Regions from separate parts of the Homo sapiens genome. Here all the other regions are linked to region 1. Evidence: read pairs that join two places in POLR2A ChIA-PET (ENCODE). Cell type or tissue: MCF 10A. All regions are shown on one strand. Links, peaks and the distances in the headings refer to the core of each region. The heading gives the core; the rest is flanking DNA.

Evidence for each region. Peaks named below come from ENCODE experiments on the same cell type or tissue, not always from the same donor. Only the 100,000 strongest peaks of a DNase experiment are listed, where the experiment ranks them.
Region 2: POLR2A ChIA-PET joins it to region 1 with 17 read pairs; 4 of 35 experiments call an interaction of 5 or more read pairs at or near these places.
Region 3: POLR2A ChIA-PET joins it to region 1 with 11 read pairs; 8 of 35 experiments call an interaction of 5 or more read pairs at or near these places.
Region 4: POLR2A ChIA-PET joins it to region 1 with 92 read pairs; 7 of 35 experiments call an interaction of 5 or more read pairs at or near these places.
Region 5: POLR2A ChIA-PET joins it to region 1 with 15 read pairs; 4 of 35 experiments call an interaction of 5 or more read pairs at or near these places.

The regions. Positions count from the first base shown.
Region 1 is chr5:141,002,509-141,007,122 of GRCh38, reverse strand. All of the region lies in intron 3 of PCDHA1 (protocadherin alpha 1), which reads right to left. The region is part of intron 3 of PCDHA2 (protocadherin alpha 2); the gene reads right to left. The region is part of intron 3 of PCDHA3 (protocadherin alpha 3); the gene reads right to left. All of the region lies in intron 3 of PCDHA4 (protocadherin alpha 4), which reads right to left. It also overlaps PCDHA5, PCDHA6, PCDHA7, PCDHA8, PCDHA9 and PCDHA10, and 7 more genes. Among named protein-coding and RNA genes, the nearest start is that of PCDHAC2, 38 kb to the right of the region's middle. RefSeq lists enhancers at 2,227-2,819, 4,008-4,601, 4,602-4,614. In MCF 10A, for the core only: no CTCF peak of the experiment used is centred there; a DNase peak (open chromatin) is centred at 2,812.
Region 2 is chr5:140,946,952-140,951,565 of GRCh38, reverse strand. The region is part of intron 1 of PCDHA1 (protocadherin alpha 1); the gene reads right to left. All of the region lies in intron 1 of PCDHA2 (protocadherin alpha 2), which reads right to left. All of the region lies in intron 1 of PCDHA3 (protocadherin alpha 3), which reads right to left. All of the region lies in intron 1 of PCDHA4 (protocadherin alpha 4), which reads right to left. It also overlaps PCDHA5, PCDHA6, PCDHA7, PCDHA8, PCDHA9 and PCDHA10, and 5 more genes. Among named protein-coding and RNA genes, the nearest start is that of PCDHAC2, 17 kb to the left of the region's middle. In MCF 10A, for the core only: no CTCF peak of the experiment used is centred there; no DNase peak of the experiment used is centred there.
Region 3 is chr5:140,930,305-140,934,918 of GRCh38, reverse strand. The region is part of intron 1 of PCDHA1 (protocadherin alpha 1); the gene reads right to left. All of the region lies in intron 1 of PCDHA2 (protocadherin alpha 2), which reads right to left. All of the region lies in intron 1 of PCDHA3 (protocadherin alpha 3), which reads right to left. The region is part of intron 1 of PCDHA4 (protocadherin alpha 4); the gene reads right to left. It also overlaps PCDHA5, PCDHA6, PCDHA7, PCDHA8, PCDHA9 and PCDHA10, and 5 more genes. Among named protein-coding and RNA genes, the nearest start is that of PCDHAC1, 6.3 kb to the right of the region's middle. In MCF 10A, for the core only: no CTCF peak of the experiment used is centred there; no DNase peak of the experiment used is centred there.
Region 4 is chr5:140,923,903-140,928,516 of GRCh38, reverse strand. All of the region lies in intron 1 of PCDHA1 (protocadherin alpha 1), which reads right to left. All of the region lies in intron 1 of PCDHA2 (protocadherin alpha 2), which reads right to left. All of the region lies in intron 1 of PCDHA3 (protocadherin alpha 3), which reads right to left. The region is part of intron 1 of PCDHA4 (protocadherin alpha 4); the gene reads right to left. It also overlaps PCDHA5, PCDHA6, PCDHA7, PCDHA8, PCDHA9 and PCDHA10, and 5 more genes. RefSeq lists enhancers at 5-516, 1,078-1,635. In MCF 10A, for the core only: a CTCF peak has its summit at 1,892; a DNase peak (open chromatin) is centred at 1,866.
Region 5 is chr5:140,872,622-140,877,235 of GRCh38, reverse strand. All of the region lies in intron 1 of PCDHA1 (protocadherin alpha 1), which reads right to left. The region is part of intron 1 of PCDHA2 (protocadherin alpha 2); the gene reads right to left. All of the region lies in intron 1 of PCDHA3 (protocadherin alpha 3), which reads right to left. All of the region lies in intron 1 of PCDHA4 (protocadherin alpha 4), which reads right to left. It also overlaps PCDHA5, PCDHA6, PCDHA7, PCDHA8, PCDHA9 and PCDHA10, and 4 more genes. In MCF 10A, for the core only: CTCF peaks have their summits at 1,302 (motif pointing left) and 1,977; DNase peaks (open chromatin) are centred at 1,315 and 1,945.

The sequences.
Region 1 (4,614 bases), core at 453-4,452:
TGTGTTGAAGCTTCCTTGGGTTTGGCCCTAGACTCTCTTCTCTATTTTCTCTTCACTCTCTCCTTTTGGGATCTCAGCCATATCCATAGATATAAATACCATATGAATAAGCTGATGAGATGCAGACTTATATTTTAAGCCCACATCTCTCTGTGCTCCAATCTCATGTATAACTGCCTATCTGGTATCCCCAGTTGGAAATCTCATGGGCATCCCAAACTGAAGAAATCTGAAATCAAACTCTTGATTCCTCGAATCTATTCCTTTCTAAATCTTTCCAGTTTCAGTAAATTACACCCCATTTACCCCATTTCTCAAGCCAGAAAGTTCAAAGCTAATTATTCATTTTTCTCTATTCTATTCTTCATTCTCCATTTATAATACATCATCAAGACCTGTCATTTCTGCCTCCTAAATATATCTTGACTCTGTCCTCTTCTCCCAATTTTCACTGCCACCACTCTTTCAGGACACCATCATCTCTTATATGAATTGCAGCAATAGTCTCCTTATTCAGTCTGCTTCCACTTTTGCTTCTCTCCAACCCTCCACACAGTAGCCAGAGTCATCTTTATTTCTTAATGTCTCTCTTTAAAAACTGATGTATAACAGCCAGGCGCGGTGGCTCACACATGTAATCCCAGCACTTTGGGAGGCCGAGACAGGCAGATCTCGAGGTCAGGAGATTGAGACCATCCTGGCTAACACAGTGAAACCGCGTCTCTACTAAAAAATAGAAAAAACTTAGCCGGGCGTGGTGGTGGGCGCCTATAGTCCCAGCTACTCAGGAGGCTGAGGCAGGAGAATGGCATGAACCCGGGAAGTGGAGCTTGCAGTGAGCTGAGATCGTGCCACTGCAGTCCAGCCTGGGCAACAGAGCAAGACTCCATCTAAAAATAAAAAATTTAAAAAAAAATGAGGCATAACATACATATAGCAAACTCTTTTAAAAATATAAATCAGATTATATCACTCCTCTGCTTAAGCTTTCTACTGCCTTGAGAAAAAAAAAAAAAACTCCTTACCATGATACATAAGTCCCTTCAATAATCTGATTTTTATTTCTTCTCCACTCTCATCTACAAATCTCCCTCTTACTATTATACTCCAACCATACAGGCCTTCTTTCAGATCCTCAAACACTCTTTGGAATTGTTTTTTTATTGTTGTTTGTTAGAGATAGGTTCTCACTCTGTCAACCAGGCTGAAGTGCAGTGGTGCAATCATTGCTTGATGTAACCTCAAACTCCTGGACTCAATCGACCCTCCTGTCTCAGCCTCCCAAGTGGCTGGGACTACAGGCCACCATACCTGGCTCCTTGGAGTTGTTTTTGCCTCAGGATCTTTACACATCTGGTTTGCTTTTGTCTTGAATGATTTCTCATCCATTCTTTTTTTTTTTTTTTTTTTTTTTTTTTTTTGAGACGGAGTTTCGCTCTGTCGCCCAGGCTGGAGTGCAGTGGCGCGATCTCGACTCACTGCAAGCTCCGCCTCCCGGGTTCACGCCATTCTCCTGCCTCAGCCTCCTGTGTAGCTGGGACTACAGGCACGCGCCACCATGCCCGGCTAATTTTTGTATTTTTAGTAGAGACGGGGTTTCACCGTGTTAGCCAGGATGGTCTCGATCTCCTGACCTCATGATCCGCCCGTCTCGGCCTCCCAAAGTGCTGGGATTACAGGCGTGAGCCTCTCATCCATTCTTAGCATGACTCCTCACTCTTCAAGTCTGTATTAAATGTAACCTCCTTGGAAAGGCATTCTATGACATTCCTAGCCAAGCAGCACCCCCTTGGCCTATTATTCTCTACCACTGTAAGATTCACAAAGGCAAAAAATGTATCTGTTTATTCACCAATGTATCACCAGTGCCTAGCACAATTCCTGGCCCATAACAGGTGTTTAGTAAATACTTGCTGGATGAATGAATGAAAGGACTGATGTGAGAAGTGAAAGTGGTACCCACTCTTTAGCAGACCAAACAACTCTCCAATGAGGCACTTTTGGGGTCCCTAAAGACAATGATGTAATGCATGTAAAGTACTAAGCTTGATCCTTAGCACAATGCAAGAATTCAGTAAATGGTATCACATATGGGCAATTATATATAATGCAGCTCTCAGGGCTTAGGAGACCAAGATAATGATACTGCAAATTTACAGCAGGCAGTGACGAGAGAGGGTAAGAAATTTTCTTCTCTCTTCCAAACCCTTTTCCTTACACCCTGGCAGAGCTGACACAATAGCACTTTAGGGATGAGAAACAAATTTTTTCTCTGAGACTAATGACTTTGATCTATCTAAGTTAATCAAATCTGCAATTGAGCTCAGCCAGAATCTGCCTGTTTACCTTTAAAATACAGGTCCTGTCTCTAAGAGACTGAGACAAAAGAGAGAAATGTATTTAAAAACCTCTGATTCGGCACCTAAAACTGGGTTTCAGCACCACTCCACAGTCCTTTAGTTGCCCTCAGAGCCCAAAATGGAAATTTTTCTTCAACCATAACCAGGACTCTGCATGAGGCCTAAGCACTGTCATCTGGAGATGCAGAACACAGAGATATGTTCATCTTGCACAGTTAAAGGACATTAATGGCTGTGTGTATTGGCAGAGGGAGCCCCTCACAGCAGGACTGCCAAGAGTTAATCCACTTTAACATGTCACTGAGCTTCCTGGTTCTATATGACTCAGCCTAAACTCCAGGAGGCAGAGATCTAGTCAGGTGCCTCCTCCACATGTCCAGCTTCCGCAGAGCAGAACAAGGTGTGGTCTCTCCAGTCCCTCACAGACCACTGTGCCTCACCTGTTCTGGTTGTTGTATAAAACAAACATCTCTGAGAGCTCAGCAGCATGTAGACTGTGACTCATTCCAGTAAAACAAAAGCTTAAGGATCTGACAAACACTGACTGACCTCCTAATCTGAATTCCTTTTGGTTAAGAGCACTCAAGACACTTGGCTGGCTTTGCCTATAAAATGTCATGCCTTTGGGGCAGAATCATGGAGATACTCCCTTTTGAAGAAGATGAAAACGGAAGAAGCACATTTCTACCCCTAACCCCAACCAGGGGCCAGTATCAGCAAATGATCAATCAAGGAAATGTTTCTTCTTTCAGTGCTGCCTCCTTTCCCTTCTAGGATCTCCGGCAAGTCCCCTCCCTTATGCTCCCAGGGTCCTAGCTCACCCTCAGGCAAAGACAAGACTGAGGATGCAGTCAAGACCCAAATGAATGGGCCTGTTAAGAGGCTAGAAGGAGGATTTCAGACACATATAAATCTGGTAGGGGTCTGAATCGTTAGGCAGAGCCCTTCCCAGACTACAGATTACAACCCAATAGGATTTAAAAGTTTATTTAACAGAATACGACCATAATTATACAAAATATGGTTTTGCTTTTTTATTGGATTAGCCGATATCTTCACAATTGGTAGGGATATATTTTAAAATCAGAACAACATATATTTTAATAAATGCATACAGATCTTCACTTCTACTTTAAAAACTGCCCTCTGGGGCCGGGAATGGTGGCTCACATCTAAAATCCCAGCACTTTGGGAGTCTGAGGCAGGTGGATCACTTGAAGCCAGGAGTTCAAGACCAGCCTAGGGAACATGGTGAAACCCCATCTCTACTAAAACTATAAAAATTAGCGAGACTGTGGTGGTGCACGCCTGTAATTTCATCTACTTGGGAGGCTGAGGCATAAGAATCACTCGAACCCGGGAGGCGGAGGTTTCAGTGAGCTGAGATTGCACCACTGCACTCCAGCCTGGGTGACAGAGCAAACAAACAAAAAACCCTGCCCTCTGGAAGTAGCTGGCCACTTCATGTAATCCTATAATCCAATTTGGGCACTTCCCTTAGGCACTGCCCAGGAATCTTTTTGGCAAAATTTCCAGCTTTCCTCTTTCATGCTAAACTAACCCTGGCTGCCTGAGTTGATGGAGTTGAGCCTCAGGGACTAGGATTGATCAGGTCAGAGTCTTTGCCAAGGCAAATGCCAGGAAAGGGCCAGAAGATTGTGAAGCAAATGCCAGGCCTGTTAAACTCACCCTCATCTGCATTTGGAACTGTTCTGTTAAGGCCAGGAGGGCTTTTCTGATTTACACTGACTTTCCCTAATAGAACATAAACTCATTTTGACCAAGGATACTATTTTCAGGAAAGCTCTCAGAGGGGCATGTGCTGGAGGGTGTTGGAGGGTGTTCACTTTTCTGATCTTCTCTTCATCTTGCTTTGTTCTCTTTCTGTTCTTGAGGACTTGCCCTGGTTCTCTCACTAGTGCATAGTCCTGGGCCATTTACATAAATATCTCTGAGCCTCAGTTTCCTCATCCATAAAATGGAGATGATCCCCTTCCTGTCTACATCACAGGGTTGTCGATGTAGTTAACATTTACTGTGCCCTTCCTATGTGTGTGCAACAGAGTTAAACAAATCTGCACGTCGTATAGGTTTTGGTCCTGACAAGAGCCCTATGAAGTAGACATTTCTAGTATCTCTGTCTGTGTTATGTGTCTGTTTTATAGATGAGGGGACTAAGGACTAATGGTCACATGGTCACTAACTGGTGGATCCTGGGACTCAAATCTAGGGAGTCTGACTCCAGCTAGGAGAC
Region 2 (4,614 bases), core at 382-4,381, 55 kb after region 1:
AAAGTGCGTAGCACTTCCCCCCGTCCCTTGCTCCTGCACCGGCCATGTAAGATGAGCCGCTTTCCTTTTGCCTTCCACCATGATTCTTGAAGGCTCCCCAGAAGCCAAGCAGATGGCCGGCATCATGCTTCCTACAGCCTGTGGAACTGTGAGCCAATTAAACCTCTTTTCTTTATAAATTACCGAGTCTTGGGTGTTTCTTTATAACAGTGCAATAATGGACTAACACAAACAGAATGATGAATCTCAAGAATAACACATTAATAATATCAAGATATAATCCAAAATTACCTAACATAGAATACCAGAAAAATGTGATGCATTCCTAAAGGTAAAGACCATCAAGAATCCAAACCTGAGATGACACAGATGTGGGAATTAGCGGACAATGACTTTAAAGTAGCTACTATAACTATATTCAATAAGATAAAGGAAAACTTATTGGTAAGGAATGAAAATAAAGGAAATCTTATCAGAAAAAAAGGAAAATATAAGAAAGCCAATGGAAATTTTAGCAATAAAAATATAATATTTGAAATTAAAACTCACTGCCTGATCTTGGGAAAAATGGAGCTAAAAGAGGCAAAAGTCAATGAATCTGAAAATAGATCAATAGAAATGATCCAATCTGAAGAAAAGAAAAAGAACTGAAATAAAATAAAAATAAAATAAATCTCAGAGACCTATTGAACAATATAGAATATACAAGAATATGAAAGAAATGTATAGTCTTAAAGGACCAAACTTTAACCCTACTATGGTAAAACCAGACAATATTTAAAAAGTACCATATGTATGTAATTGGAGTCCAGAAAGGATAGAGAGAAATTAGGATTAAAAAATTTAAGGATATAAGGAACAAAAATTTGTCAAATTTGGTTAACAATATACATGTACATGTTTGATAAACTCAGCCAACCATAAACAGGATAAAAATAAAGAAAAGCATAAATAAGCACATCATAGTCAAACTTCTAAACCAAAGGTAAGTAGAAAACCTTAAAATAAGTGTCCCCCCAGCCATGCAAGAGCAACAAAAACAATCATATCGCACACAGGGAATAATGACTTAAATGACTACACACTTCTCATCAGAAACTATGAGCATTAGAAGACAGTAGAATAACATTTTTTTTAAGTGGAAGAAAATAAAATCTGTCAATCCCCCAGAATTCTATATCATTCAAATGGAAGATAAATAGATCTTCAGATAAAGGAAAACTAAGATAAATCACTGCAGCATATATGCATTACAAAAACTGCTAAGTAAAGTTTTTCAGGTTGAAGCAAAAAGACATTATGGATAAACTCAGCTCTTTAGGAACAAATTAATGGCACTAGAAATGGTAAATGACTAGGTAAACAGAAATGACTATTTTTTTCCTTCTTAATTCTCTAAAGTACATAATAACTGCTTAAACAAAAATTATAACTGTGTCTTGTGGGTTTTGTATTGTATGAGATTTAATACAAATGAAAACTATAGCATAAGCAATGGCACAGGAAGAGCTAAATAGTCTTATATGGTTGTAACTTTTCTATATTTTATGAAGGTTGTACACTATTAAGTGGACTGAGAAAAGTTAAGTATGTATGCTGTAATCCTTACAGCAACCACTAAAAAATGCAAATTAAAAAAAATCTAAAAATAGTTATATCTAAAAATTAAAAGAGATTCTGAGGAATACCCAAATAATTCAAAAGACAACAGATAAGCGGAAACAGAAGAACAAAATCAGAGGGGACAAATAGAAAGCAAATAATGTATTGAAGGACACAAATCTAAACATATCAAATATTACACTAATGTGAATGGGCTAAGCACTTCAGTTAAAAAGCAGATATTATCAAAATGGGTAAAACAGCAAGATCCAACAATACGCTTCAACAAGGGCATACTTTAAAGAAACAAAAGTAAAATGAACAAAAAGCAATATGCCATGAAAACAGAAAACATGAGACTAGAATGGCCACATTAATATCACACAAAAGCTACTACAAGAAAAAAAGTATGACCAGCAACAAATCGATATTTTATGAAGATAAAAGGATCAATAAATCAGGAAATTATAATAATCATCAATGTGTGTGCCTAATAACAGGGCTTCAAATTACATGAAGCAAAAATGGGCACAAAGAGATAAACACAATGATGATAGGTGATTTTTAACACTGCTCTCTGAGCAATTGATAGGACAACTAGACAAAAAAATAAAGACACAGAAAATCTGGATAACAATAATTTATATTTATAAATCATTACACCCAACAATTACAGAATATACATTCTTTTCAAGTGCACGTGATATGTTCATCAAGATAGACTGTTGCTGGGCCACAGAACAAGTCTAAACAGATTTTTAAAAGACTGAAATCATGCAGAGTATGTTCTCTGACCAAAAGAGAATTAGATTAGAAATCAAAAGCAACAAGATAGCTAGGAAAACCAAAAATATTTGTAAACTTGATCACACTCCTAAGTAATAAATGGGTGAAAGAGTTAAATCATAATGGAAATTAGAACATACTTTTAAATGAATAAAAATAAAAACATCACATATAAAAATTAGTAAAATGCAAATAAAGCAGTTCATACTAATAAATTCGTGGCTTTAATTTTTTTATATTAGAAGAAATGTCAGTTACCTAATCAGTTACCTAAGAATCCACTTAAAATCTAAAAGAGAGCAAAGTAAACCCGAAGTAATATAAGAAGGCAAATAATACAGACAAAAGCAGAAATTAATGAAATAGAAACCAAACAATAGAAAATATATCAACAAAGCCAAAAGCTGGCTATTCGAAAAAAATCAGCAAAATTGATAAATTCTCAGCTAGACTTATTGATAAAAAAGAGGATAGAACACAAATCACCAATATCAAAAATGAAAAAGATGTTATCACTACAGATTATACAGACGTTAAAAGATGAGAGAATATTATTAACAACTTTGTGCCAAAAATATGATAAATTGAATGAAACTGACAAATCCTTTAAAAAATACAACTTAACAAAATTGACAGAGCATGAAATAAAATATAAATAGTGTTAACATTTTTAATAGAAAGTCTATGAAAGAAATTGAATTTATTATCAGAAACTTTCCCTAAAAGAAAATCCCTGGCACAGAATGTTTCACTGAAGGAAGAAATAACACCAATATTACACAACCTTTCAGAAAATAGAGGAAGGAACACCTCCTAAGTCATTTTATTAGGTTAGAAATACTAAAACCTAATGAAAACATTACCCCTCAAGAAGAAAAGATATTCTTTACAAAATTATTTACAGATATTCTACATGAACACAGATGTAAAAATATTTACTAAAATACAAGTTAAATCTAACAATGTTTGAAAAGATAATATATCATGACTAAGTGGGATTTACCCTAGGAATGGAAGGTTTTTTCCAACATTCAAAAATCAATTAGTGTAATCCAACATATTAGTAAAACGAAGAAAAATCATATGCTCATATCAATAGATTAAAAGAAAATTGATGAAATTCAACAATGAATCATGATAAAACTCTGAGCAAACCAGAAAGGGTACTTCCTAAATTTAATAAAGTATTTGGGAAAAACCTATGAGTAGCACATACTTAATTGTAAAATATGGAACACTTTTCTCATAAGATCAGGGTTAAGGCAAGAATGTCTGCTCTCACCACTTCTGTTTATATTGTCCTGGAAGTCCTAGCCATTATAATGACAAAATAAATAAACAAATATTAATATTGGAAAGGAAGAAATAGTCTCTGCAAATTAAAAGTCTGTTTAAAATCCATTTACAATAGAATTTTTTAAACCATAAAATACATAAGAATAGGTATTACAAAAAACTTTTGAAACCTCAATACTTAAAACTACAGAACATGCTGAGACAATTTTTTAAAGACCCAAGTAAATGGAGGTATATATGTTCATACGATCTGATGACTCAATATTGTTAAGATACCAAATCTTCCCTAAATTGATCTAAATGTTAAAAACATTCCCAATATAAATCCCAGCGGAATTCTTTGTAGAAATTGAAAAGTTGATTCTAAAATTTATATGAAAATTTAAATGACCTATAATAGCCAAAACAATGTTTACAAGTAGAACAAGGTTGGAGGATTTCACAGCTGATTTTCAAATTTATAAAGCTACAATATCAAGACAGTCTACTTTTAGTGAAAGGATAAACATATAGATCAAAGGAGTGAAATAGAGTCCAGAATTAAGCCCACACATTTATGGTCAACCGACTTTTTACAAAGATGTCAAGATAATGCAATAAAAAGAAAAAGTATTTTCAACAAATGGTACATTGGATTATCTTATTTTTTTTTCCTGTCATAAATGACAGGATTTTCTTTTTTTAAGGCTGTGTAGTATACCATGAATATATACCACATTTTCTACCCCGTGGAAGTAACTATACATTTTACTATTTTTATTATTTTAATTGACACGTACCTATTTATGGGCTACAGTCTGATGTTTCAATACATATATACACTGTGTAATGATCAAATCAGGGTAATTAGTATATCCATTACCTCAAACATTTATCATTTCTTTGAAGTTAGAACACTCAAAATCCTCTATTCTATAATATTTTGAAATA
Region 3 (4,614 bases), core at 282-4,281, 72 kb after region 1:
GAATCCATAATTATTCCAAAATAAAAGGTTTAAAACAAGATACACAAACACACTCACAAAGACTCAGGAGCAAAGCTGAACAGTTCCCAACTTGCCAAAGTTAGCATAATTTGATCATTAAAAAGATAATTGACATGGATTGGGCCATATCAAATATGTTTAAGTCAATGAGTTCATAATGACACCTAAAAAAGGCCTTGGTCCTTTTTGTAAGATGGCCAGGAATCAATTCATTGTTTTGAATACTGCTAAACAAAGGGGAAGAATCAAACATTTATCCTGCCTTTCCTGTGTGAACTGTACCTCAGGCTAATCAAATAGTTGAAGACCCATTACAGAAATGTTACAATTAATTAAAAAAAAGAAGAAATGATAGAATTAGAACGGTAGCTCTCGAAGTGTGGTCTATGGACCCTTTGGGTGTTTATGAGGTGAATATAATTTTCAAAATAATGTTAAAACATTATTTGCATTTTTCACTATATTTACACTTGCATTGATAATGCAAAAGCATTGGTGGGTAAAGCTGGCCACCATAGAACCACAGAAGGAGTCAAAGCAGTGGCTCCACACTGTACTGGTGGTTATTACATTCATGATTGGACATTTGCAGTAAGAAAAATACCAGTAAGAATGCCCTTGATGAAGCACTGATTATTATTAATTTTGATAAATCTCCACAATTAAGTACAAATCTTTTAAACATTTTGTGTGAGGAAATAGAAATGAAAAGTATGTTTAGAGTACTTCTGTTGCACACTGAAATATAAACATATAAGGAAGGAAATAAATTAATAAAGTATGAAAATTAATAAAATAGAAAGCAAACATACAACAAAGCGAACCCAAAACACCAAAAGTTAGCCTTGGAAAGACTAATATCATTAATAAACTACTTCCAAGTCTAGTCAAGAAAAATGAGAGGTGACACTAACACCAGGATTGAAAAGGGAAACATCACTACAGATCCTGCAGATGTGAAAAAAAGTCACAACAGGACATTATAAACAACTTTATGCCAAAATATTCAAAAGTACAGATAAAACTAACATATATCTGAAAAAATTAAAGGTACAGGAATGAAATAGGAGCAATAAAAATACAAAGAAATTTGATCTCAATTAAAATTTTCCTACAAAGAAAACTGTAGGTACAGAGAGCTTCACTAGTGAATTCTACCAAATATTTAAGAAAGCTGTATCACCAATCTCAGTAAATGTGTCCGAGGAATAGGAAAAAAAATGTGAGAGAGACAGAGAGAGAGACAGGATTTCCAACTTGTTTAACAGGGCCAGCCTAACCTAATAAGAAAAGAAAAAGACAAATCAACCTAAAAACCCACTATTAAGACTTCTTAATTGGTTTTTATTTTATATTAACATTATTTTGAGTTTAAACAAAACAGCTGTAGTCTTTGCTTAACAATTCTAAAGAATAACCATAATGTGTTTGAATTCAGAGTATATTTTGAAGGTATGTCATTAGAGTGCCCCTATGAACACAGAATATCTGTAGATGGTAACCAGATGGCTCTAGGAACAGCCAAGGAATTTGGGATGGGTTAGAAATAAAGTGTTTATCTTTCTCTACAGCACAGGAGAATACGAGATTGCATATTTATTTCCAGATTCCAAAACAAGTTCCAAATGAATATATAATAACCTTTTGTGTTTATAGTCCTTTCTTTTTCATAAATGCAATATAACAGACATGTAATTTATTTATATCCTGAACCATTATCTTATGCCATCAATTAAAATTGGGAACAAAATGAGTGGCTATCTACCTTTATTATTTAGCTTTGTTTCTTAAGAACAACCTTTACCAACAAATTCCTTACTTCCCATAATACTTTAGTCAGGATCCTGGACTGTAATCCATATTCACTTGAAGTTCTGCCAAGTGTTAATATTTCCGATATTCATATGACATGCATTTGAGCATTGTAAAAACCTTTCAGCAATTTAGTCCACCTTCATTCCAACCTAGCTAAGTTAATTTAGTTGTTGAAATATTATTGTTTCCCTCTAACTGAAAATATTGAAGACAACAAAAGACAATAAGTCATTAACATTATGAGACACATTGTCAATACTTTCCCACTTATATGTTTCCAAGGTATTGCTTTTCTCTTATGTCCACTCAAATTATAATGTTCTTTTTCTTTCCTTTTTACTGATTTGAGGGTCTATATTATACAATATTATTGTGTTGTCTATATGAGTTTTTTAATTTGAATATATTTCATATGTCATGCAAACTTCCTTAGTTTCATCATTCTAAAGTTTTTTAGTGTGGTTATCAGCTTCAAAGTCAAAATAGATATACAAAACATCTAATTACCCTATGGGAAAGTCTACTTGTGGAATGTATGTTAAATAAAGCACCTTGAATGCCACAAACATTCTACTACTGTTAACAAATGACATTGCAAAGAGGAGATATCCTATTTCCTATATACCCTGGCAAAAAAGAAGATGCTTTAATTCCAGGTGAACAATACACTAATATAACATTGGTATGTTGAAACTATGTATAACTTTCATGTGGAAATTTAATAAGGCCAGTTGTATGGTAAGTGTTTCATGCATTTTTGCTACATTAATATATTTATACCTTTAAAAATTGTCAATGCAGTTTTTAATAAGTAGAAATTTATATCTCAGAGGTACCCTCTTAGATACCATTCTAAAAAATTTAAATTGCCCATCAAGAATATTAACAGAAAAAAATGGACATGAGGTACACATTGTCTAATTGTTATACAATCAGTGAATCAATTTTGTTTATATCTTAAATATTATCAATTGGAAATACAGAGATAAAAACCATGTTTTCCTGAATTTCTTAAACTGATAATTTTTAGTATTACAGGCTATGTTAATATATACTGTAAACTTACCGTAAACTAAAATGAAAGAACTTAGAATTTGAGCAAAATATAAACACATATGCATCAACATGATTCTGTAAGACTCAGACACACATTATAATCATTGTTAAATGTCATGCTTTTCAAATGATTTGAAATAAAATGAAAGCAATAAATATTTTATTTCTAGAATCCTGTTGTTATTAAGGCATTCAGGATACTATGACAAGAATTCTTTTCTAAAGAATTAAGATCAGATCAATAGGTAATTGAACAGGAAGAAGTAAATAACAAATGCCTTTGTGAATTACAAATACCCCATATTTATAGAAGTTATTTTATTCATGGTTTTATGAATCACAATTCATTTATTTATAAGGAAATATCCAGCCCACAACAATTATTAGCAGACCAATGAGCTACCTAAAAAGCAAAATATCAACAATGATGGAAAAAGACTGTTCAACTGAATGAATGGGATGGTACAATATTCCTGCACATATGAACAGTATATCTCTATTATTTTGTTAATCATTCATATATGTTTAAAAATTTGGTTTGAAGGGTTGTTTTTTCCTCTGTCATTCCTATATTTTTCCTTTTAAATAGCTAATTTTCCTTCTAACTTCTAGATTCATCAGCCTTCCTATCGCTTACTTATGTTTCCTTTCTAGTCTAGTGAAAATGTGTTTCTAAAAAAAATTCCTCACTCCCAAACTTTACAGCCATTACTGGTATTCTCCTCTCTTTTTGTTACAGAAAGCAATGAAAATAAAAGAAATAAATAGTGAAATTTCTTGGTAGGAAAAGTGTTCACATATTAAGTGCTCTGATACCTGAAATACTAGCATTGTAGTGCACCAATTTCCTTCCCTAAAATTAACTGAGATTCTATTAAATAGTATCCACTGCAAATATCACAATGTAATGATGTGCATACCTATTAATTCCTTTGTCATCTGTAGAACTGGACTCATACTTAGTCCCAGACACAGCATTGAAGTTTTTCTTGCTAGCTCTACAATCAGAAAATTCCTCTGTTATGTTATTAGTGTAGGTCATGAGGAAGAAAATAATCATTGAAACAGTACATTTGAAAGTGACCTTTAAACTGTTAACCACATATACACATCTAAAGTAGAAAAGTAAGTTAAAGTTTTTCCCTCTGTGTTGAACAGTGTTACCATCCAATTCATATATGCACATATTTATTCATTCAGTCAGCATTTACTAAGCATATCTTATATGCTGGATTCTATTATATTGTGAAAATATTAAGTACAGAAAATTTTAACATATGTAAATTTATTTTATTTGCAGTTAACATCATTACTTGAGGAAGAATAACTTACAAGCCACTTTTCCCCTTATTGCCTAGAATAGTAAAACAAGGAATGCTTCATTTTCCTTCCTTAATTTCTACACACCTCCTTCTCTTGCATCTAGGATTTCTATGAGAAGTCAAAAAGTAATACCGTAGAATTGCTTCAAAATGTTGTCCTAACTGCACTCAAGAAGTTTGAGGGCCAGCTGCAGTGGCTCATGCCTGTAATCCCAGCACTTTGGGAGGCCTAGGTGGGAGGATCACTTGAGGCTAGGAGTTTGAGACCAGCCTGGGCAACATAGTGAGACCCCTGTCTCAAAAAAAAAAAAGAAGTTTTGAAATGCCAAGGGCCACTAACAGATAAATTGAAATATTTGAATCACTTAACTTTCATTAGATACATTACTCTCAAATATGA
Region 4 (4,614 bases), core at 255-4,254, 78 kb after region 1:
TTATAGTCACTGTTGCACTTCTGGGAGGAATGCCACCATCCCGGCCTTCTACTTGGAAATGAAACCCCCTGAGCTGCTCAAAGTCAAAGGAAGTTTTGGCAGTGATGGCCCCACTGGATGATTCCACTGCCAGCAAGCTAGAGGCTGATGGCCCTTCAGAGATAACATCCAACAGCTCATAAGAGACAAGGCCATTCTTCCCCAGGTCGGGGTCCTGGGCAAACACTCGGCCTAGAGAGGCCCCAGGGCCATTGTTTTCAGCAACGAAAAGTTCCTGCTGGGGTTGAGGAAAGTTTGGTGTATTGTCATTCACATCAGCAACTGACACAGTGATTGTCCTTCGGGTGCTAAGTGGGGGTGAGCCACTATCTGAGGCCGTGATCAGGACTTGGTATTCACTGATCTGCTCCCGGTCCAGGGGCCCATCAATCAGCAGGCTGTAGTAGTTGTCAAAGGAAGCCGTCAGCTGAAAAGGGCCTGCACTAGACATGCCACAAATGACCCTACCATTAGAATCGAGGTCTTCATCCTTTACACTAAAGAGAGCAATCACTGTGCCAGGGGCAGCGTCCTCAGGTACTGGGTTCGAAAGAGTCAGGAAGTCCAGTTCGGGGGCATGATCGTTCACGTCAGTCACCTCCACCAGCAGTTTAGCGGTGCTAGCTAAACCAAAGACACCTTCGTCCCTCGCCTCAATGTATGCCTCCAAGAGCGTTTCAGGCGGACCTAGTGAAGCAGCTACTTGCACCTCCCCACTTTTAGGGTGCACGTGAAAGCGGTGTCGCAGCTCTGCTTGCGTGCTGTTGCTTAGGGAGTACTGGACTTCCCCATTGGACCCTTCATCTGGATCCAAGGCTTGAACTCGGAATAACACAGTCCCATTGGGTGCAGTCTCTGGAACCTTGGTGCGGTATACGGAGCGCTCAAATACAGGCGCGTTGTCATTTGTGTCCACCACAATGATGGTGACTTGTGCGTCTCCTGAGCGGGCAGGTAGCCCGCCGTCCCGAGCTGTAAGCACCAGCAGGTGGGTGGCGCGCTGTTCGCGATCCAGTGCTTTCTCCAACACCAACTCCGGGTATTCGCTGCCGTCAACCCGCGATCCCATGTCCAGGCGAAAGTGCTGACTGGGGCTTAGGCTGTAGCTTAGTATCCCATTGCTTCCCTCGTCGTCATCTTGGGCATTCGGGAGAGTAAAGCGGGCTCCGGGCGTCAGGAACTCGGGGATGTGCAGCTGCACGTCGCCGGCAGGAAAGAGAGGTGAGTTGTCATTGGTGTCCAGGACGTGAATCCGAATCTTGTGCAGCTCCAGCGGGTCCTCGAGCACCAGGTCGTAGGTCAAGACGCAGGCAGCTTTGGCCCTGCACAGCTGTTCGCGGTCCGCCGGCTCTCTGACCACCAAATTGCCGCTGGGTAGATCCACCCCGAAGTAGAGCTCGCGGTGGCTGGAAAGGAAGCGAAAGTTCCGCGAGGACATAGCGGCCGCTGGCAGCCTCAAGTCCGCGGAGAGATTGCCTACGGCTACGCCCCGCTCCGTCTCCTCCGGCACTGAGTACTCGAGCTGTCCCGCTGCAGCGCCGCAGGAAACCCACAAACATAAAACTGCCACCCCACAGCCCACCATCCTCCCTCTAGGCGTCCACGTTCCACCAACACGCTACACCAACGGTGACCCAGGACCATGCTCCGGACTCCTGGAGAGCACGAGCCGCGGGGAAGAGCACGCTCCTGCCGGCCGTCACTGCTGCGGGCTGGATACTCAGCGACCGCCGACGTTGCGCCTCCCGAACGCCGGCATTGCCGGGGCTGGCCAGCTGGGAGCCGGGCTTGCTAGGCTGGAGGCTGGGCAGCCGTCTGGGAAAGCGGAGCCGGCCGGGTGTTGAGGAGCGCAGCGCCGCCTAGGGGTGCAGAGACGAGGCCGCCCGCCCGGGCGCGAGAGGTGCTGTCTCCAGTAGCAGCGGGCTGGGGTCTCGACCACCACGCTGGCTGCGGGCGCAGGGCGGAGCCTGGGAGACGCCCCGAGACACTAACACTTCTCTCCTTAAACGGTGTTTTCTAGGACAACGCCCTGAGGCTGCCCAGATCTTAACCTCCACATCCTCTGCCCGCAGATTGCTGATAACTGTGGCTGAGCCCAGCTGGGCTCTTCCTGCCGCCCTTTGGGAGCCGCGCGTCGGGTCCCGGCGCTCTGACCCCGGCGCACCTCTCCGGCGGAGAGGGCGGGACTCAGCGTGGAGCTGCCGAGCGGAGGCGGCGAGAGGCGGGACGGTGAACGTGAGCGACCACACCTTCTAGGCTTAAGGAAACAGGAGCCCCCCGAAAGAAGTGCTGCGGGGGGCTTTCCGCGCTGGATCCTGCTGCAGAGCTTTCCGCGCTGGATCCTGCTGCGGGTTGAAGTCTGTCCTGCACCCTCTTGTATCCCAGGAGCTGCCAAGAGGGCAATAGAGACGACAAGGAGGGGAAGAAGGTTGGGGAATAGTGTCCGCATCAAACTGCCTCCGGACTCTGGCTTTTCGAGGCAGCGGAGCCAGCGAGCTCAAGGCTTTTTTTTTGCGTGATAGCAGTTTCTCCTTCTCCAAGAGGCTCTACTTGGGAGTGCTTTGCAAACGGCCCTTGACGATCTGGGTGAAAGAGGAGGTTATAAACCAGTCAATAGCAATAACTAGAAACTCAAAGACTTGACGACCCGTCCCCAAAGAAGACGTGAGAAGTGGAGGGGAAAGTACTGAGATACTCATTAGAGTTTGACCAGGAAACTACTCTGTAAATTTTCTTTCTGTAAATATTTAGAAAACACCATGAGGCAGGATAAGAATAGGCTAGATACCCACCCTCGCTTTATTATTATTATTATTATTATTATTATTATTATTATACTTTAAGTTCTAGGGTACATGTGCACAACGTGCAGGTTTGTTACATATGTATACATGCGCCATGTTGGTGTGCTGCACCCATTAACTTGTCATTTACATTAGGTATTTCTCCTCGCTTTTAATTTGGTCTTTTGCGTGGATATTGGGACAGTGATCAGTTCTATGAGAAACATCTCTGAGCCACAACAGATACACCCAAATTCTGCCTAACACCCTACAACCAGTTCCTTTCCCTAAGAAGGAGGCGAGCCAAAAGGAGACTCATTGACTATTGACTATGAAGCACTAAATTCCTCACTCAAATCCTTCTTTTAATACAGGTGCAATATGTCCAAAGCCCCAATAATGAAACATTTGAAAGGCAAAATCTGAACACAGATCAAGAATTAAAGTTTCCAGGACATATTTTCTGGTAGAAACCTGCCTAAAAGTATCGATAATTATTGAAGCTGGGTGATGGTACATTGGGGTCAATTACACAATTCTCTCAACTTTTGTGTATGTTTGAAATTTTTTTTCCTTCCTTCCTTCCCTCCTTCCTTCCTTCCTTCCTTCCTTTCCAGATGAGCGTGTTGCTTTGTTGCCCAGTCTGGTCTCAAACTTCTGGGCTCAAGCGATCCTCCCATCTTATCTCAGCCTCCTAAAGTGCTAGGATTACAGACATGAGCCACTGCACTCACCTTGCATTTTTTTTTTAACTTTTTATTTTATTTTATTTTATTTTATTTTATTTTATTTTTTTTTTTGAGACAGGTTCTTGCTCTGTCACCCAGGCTGGAGTGCAGTGGCACGATCTGAGCTCCCTGCAACCTCCCCCTCCCAGGTTCAAGCGATTCTCTTGCCTCAGCCTCCTAAGTAGCTAGGACTACAAGCGCGCACCACCATGCTCGGTTAATTTTTGTATTTTTATTAGAGGTGAGGTTTCGCCATGTTGCACAAGCTGGTCTCGAACTCCTGACCTCAAGTGATTGGCCTGCCTCGGCCTCCCAAAGTGCTGGGATTACAGGTGTGAGCCCCATGCCACCGCACCTGGCATCAGCCTGCATATTTCTATAATATTTGAAAACATTTAAAAATTGCTGATTAAAATGGTGGGGAGAGGGGTAGCTCGGGCATTCTCTTTTTAACACTAAGAGTGGGATTGATAATGCCAGTGTTCCACTAAAAACCAGTTACCTCCCTAAACACACAAACCCATTCGTTATCTCTTCTAGGGAACTAGAAAGGGCACACTGTGATATAAGGCAATATAAGTAGTAAATACCCCTTGGCTAGTTTGCCTTTTTGAATTAAGAAACCAAAAAATCATTGACACCAAGTCTCAGATAAAATTAAAGGAGGAAACATGTCAGCCTATTAGGTAGTCACAAGTACAGACCTCATTAGATCTCACCAGGATGCAAAACAGCCCATAAAAATTGAACTTATTCTTCACCAAATTTCTAAACCAAAACTAATTTTCTGCTTCAGTGCCAGAGATTAGGATGTGCATTTCTTCATTTTAAATTAATGCTGCTAAGCAAGCTAACTGCTTTGGAATGAAAATTTATTCTTTCTGCCTTAAACAGATGAAATACAACTGTAAAGATGTACCGAACTTTTAGGTCTGCAGCCATGCCTCCAATTATACCAGGTTTAGGAATTCTGAGCTGCACCTAGAGGGATAGTATGTGTGGGTATAGATTAGGGCGTGAGGAAAAAAGGAAAAATGCATACAGAGAACAGTATGGGAAATCTT
Region 5 (4,614 bases), core at 371-4,370, 130 kb after region 1:
CCCGCACCCACCGACCGCGGTACCAACTCGCTAACTGCGCCTCCTGCGCTGCCAGCCGGAGTCGCCAGCAGTGCCGGCGCGTTGTCGTTCTCGTCCAGCACGAACACCTGCAGCGTCACGTTGCTGCCCAGAGGCGGCACGCCGGCGTCGCGCGCGCTCACCTGGAACTGCAGCAGCTCCAGCTCCTCGTGGTCTAGCGGCTGCAGCGCGTACACCTTGCCGCTCTCCGCGTGCACCGACACGTAGCTCGACAGTGCGTGCTCGCCCACCCGCCGCTCCACCAGCGAGTAGGACACCAGCGCGTTCTTCTGCGCGTCCGCGTCCCATGCCGACACCGTGAAGATGTGGCAGCCCGGCGGGTTGTTCTCCTTCACGAACACTGTGTACTCGGGCTGCGCGAACGCAGGCGCATTGTCGTTCACGTCGGCCACCTCCACGGACACTCTAGCCGTGGCCCACAGCGAAGGCGAGCCCCCATCCCGCGCAGTCACCACCAGCTCATAGGCCGACACGCTCTCGCGGTCCAGGGCGCTGTCCAGCACCAACGAGTAGTAATTCTTGTAGGTGGACACCAGCTTGAAGGGAACATGAGGTGTCAGTGAGCAGATGACCTGTCCATTGGCTCCAGAGTCACGATCCGACACGCTAATCAGGGCAATGACGGTACCCACCTGAGCATCCTCTTGCACAGGGAGCGACAGTGAAGTAACCATTACTTCAGGGACATTGTCATTCACGTCCAGAACTTCCACCAGGACCATGCTGTGACCTGCCATGGAAGGAATCCCTTTATCAATGGCGTTAACCTGAATTTCATAGGCATTATTCTCTTCAAAATCCAGTTCACCATAAATTCTAATTTCACCTGTGTCTGGATTTATTGAAAACATACATTTCTCACTCACTGGCAAAATCATTTTGATCCCATAGGAAATTTCTCCATTAAGTCCTTCGTCTGGATCGGAAGCATTTAGTTGGATCACTCTTGTGTCGTTTTGGACATTTTCAGACAACACTACTTTATAGCTGGGCTTATCAAACGCCGGACCATTGTCATTCACATCCAGGACGGTTATTTGAATCTGGACAGACCCTGTTAGTTCTGGTTTACCGCCATCGATTACCATCAGCAATAAATTGAGTTTTGGCGTTTGCTCTCTGTCCAATAACTTCCGAAGAACTAATTCAGGCAATATACTTTTATCTTTTTTTGTTTTTATTTTAAGCTCAAAATTCTCATTTAGACTTAACGCATAGGTCAAAAGAGAGTTTACGCCGATATCCGCATCAGAAGCGCCCTCTAGAGGAAAATGAGAGTCCAGAGGCGCAGATTCAGAAACAGGTACCTTTTGTTCCCTTTCTCTGAACACCGGCGGGTTGTCGTTAATGTCCTTCACCTCCACGTCCACATGGAAAACCTGCAGCGGCCTGTCCACGATCACCTCCAGGTGGATACTGCACTCCGCGCTCCGCCCGCACAGCTTCTCGCGGTCGATCCGAGAATTCACAAACAAAATGCCATTCTGCAGATTTACCTCCAGAAGGTCCCCGTGTCTTTTGGACGCCACCCGGAACAGGCGCGGCACCAGCTCCGCCAGCTCCAGCCCCAGGTCCTGAGCGATGCGGCCCACGAAGGTGCCGTGTTTGGCCTCCTCGTAGACGGAGTAGTGGAGCTGGCCGCTCCCCACCTCCCAGGCTGCAAGGAGCAGAAGCGAGAGCAGCAGACGCTGGGATCCCGGGCCTCTTGGTCCGATAATCACCATTGCAGAAAATGAGGGCCTCTGAGTTGGGACAATCAGTTTTAAGGGATCGCTTGCCTGAGGTATTTTATGAGCAGTCACCCTTTTCTGTAAGTACATATTTAGTAAATTTTTTCCAGCATCACAGTCATTATGGAGTCGATCCTATTCCGTGAATGATTGGAATGTGGGTGCGGAGAAAAAAATTTTCCTGTTTCACCTTCTGAGTGTAGAGCGACATCATGTGACTGATTATGTAAGTACAAGAAAGATCCTGAGGTTCTTTTCGGTTTAGCCACTTCCTGGGTCACTCTTAATTCTAATGTTTCGACTTTGGGTTATTTTTCACGGATCATTTATAAATGCGGGTTTAGTTAATATACATGATATTAGTAACAAAACATCAACAATTTTATTACGCTGTAGCTTAAAAATGTTTTCTGCTTCAAAGTAGAAATCTTTCAAATACAGTAGGCCAGAACCTACACTTTATCATGGAAAATGATATACAGAATAATATACAGCACCCCTCCCCTTATATAGCTTACAATTCCGCTGTTTCAATAACTTTTAACCTTCACAAGCACTCCATCGTAAGATTTTAGAGAAAGTTAGGAATTTGTATTTAACAAAGGATAAGAAACTAAAATATGTCTAATACCAAACAATATTTCATTTATATAAATTGTCTTATTCATAAATCTGATGAAAGTTAGAATTCATCATAAATATGGAGAGCGTTATTGTTTGGTTCCTTGATGCTTGAATGTGATAACTTTTCACATAACTGCTCTCATTTCCATAACATGTTAAAACAAATCTCAGGAATAGATTCTGGAAAGTTTTACTCTAGCAAAAGTAAAGCACTTTAATGTAAAATGTTTAGTTGAAGCCTCCAAATTTCACACTATCCCAAAGCAACAATGGAGCACTAAAATGCGAAAGATCTCTTAAAGGGTTTTGGAGCCTAATCTCATTGACTAAAGTCAAGAGAATGTGAACTTGATATCAACCTTTTGCTTTTTCTCTAAATCTTCCCCTACAGGTCATTTAGTAGTTAGGACATGCTTCTCTTCAGAAAATCAGAATGGTGACTGTTATGCAAGGGGGCATCAAAAGACCTTTCATGAGTTTATTCATTAATTCAAGATCAGCTTTAAGAGAAAAAAACAGATAAGATCCTACAACTCATTGTGAACAAGTACACATAGATTTTGTAAGTCTATTAATACTCAAGTCAAAATCTTTAAACCAATAATTTGTTGCCATTCATTCCTACTGCATATAATAATAAAGGCAACTGAAATATGACACCTTTACAACACCAGGAAAGAGTAACCAAGAATGGCTCTACAAGTATAAGATAACTTAAATAAACTATAAAACGTTAAGTAATTAAAAACATATTTGAATTTTGATGTCATCAGGCTAATTATTTAAATTGTCTAATATCATCACCAAGTTTCTTTCCTATTTTTCATTTTCAAAAGTGGTCAATGTACCATACATGCTAAGGAACTTTAATTTTAAAAAATAGGCTGGGCTCAGTGACTTACACCTGTAATCCCAGCACTTTGGGAGGCTGAGGCAGGCAGATCACCTGAGGTCAGGAGTTCAAGACCAGCCTGGCCAACATGGTGAAAACCCATCTCTACTAAAAATACAAAAATTAGCCAGGAGTGGTGGTGCATGCCTGTAGTCCCAGCTTCTCGGAAAGCTGAGGCAGGAGAATTGCTTGAACATGGGAGGTGGAGATTGCAGTGAGCTGAGATTGCGCCACTGCACACCAGCCTGGGTGATAGAGCAAGACTCTATCTCAAAAAGAAACAAATAATAATAGTGTGTTATGTAGTTCTCACATACTCTTTGACCTAAACAAATTGTTAAGCCAATAGGAACATCTAAGTTTAGCTTAATACTTAAACAACCAAACTAGAAAATAAATTGAAATTATAATTTTATACCATAGAATGCAATCTTGGCATTAAGTATAAAAGACACAACTTTGCAGAAATCAGTCCAAGTAATTTGAATTATCTAAAATGCAAATTTGTTATTTATGTGATATAAAATAATAATTTACAAAATTTTAACCTGTACTGAAAACATTCCCAAGTCTTTAAAAGATCTTCAGTTATTCCAAAAATTTCATCTGGAGATGAGTAATGTATGCCCTATCTAATATTCACCTTTATTATATTTATAAAGTTTCATAAGTGGTATGATGGTTTAATCACTTTTGAGTCTGAAATATTTTATATTTTTATATTGTTGCCTTCTCTTTAATACTTAAAGAATGTTTTTAGCCAATGAATATTATGATACAAAAGCTCTCGATCTAAAGTCTATGAATAGGCTTCAGCATAGACTCTTTGAATATTGTGCCAAATGGTATGTTATGCCTCTATACGGGGGGGAAATAGCTAGATATGATTCTCAAGAAAGTCTGTAATACCACCACTCTACGTGTAGTAAGAATAACTAAATATGAAGAATGACTCAGAAGTAAATGATCTTTGCTCAAATCTTCAGATGGGATGATACTACGTGGAAAGAAAATTTCAAAAACATTAGAGATAAGGCATTACAAGATAGAGCAGTTACAAAGTGAGATGAATGAAACTGATAATTGTCAGTAGGTACTCACATTAATATATTTAATTTTTTCTCTGCTAGATGAATCTGAAAAACTTATGGAAGAATGCCAACTAGCATATATTATAGATAATATAGCCCTATATGCATGTCTTTAGCAAGTTTAGATAATTTGAATAATTTTATTTACCTAGTTTCCTTTGGAATCATAAATCATGCCATTTTGTTTGAGTATCCAATAGTTGACAAATCTCTTGCCTTTTCATGGAACAAAATCAAG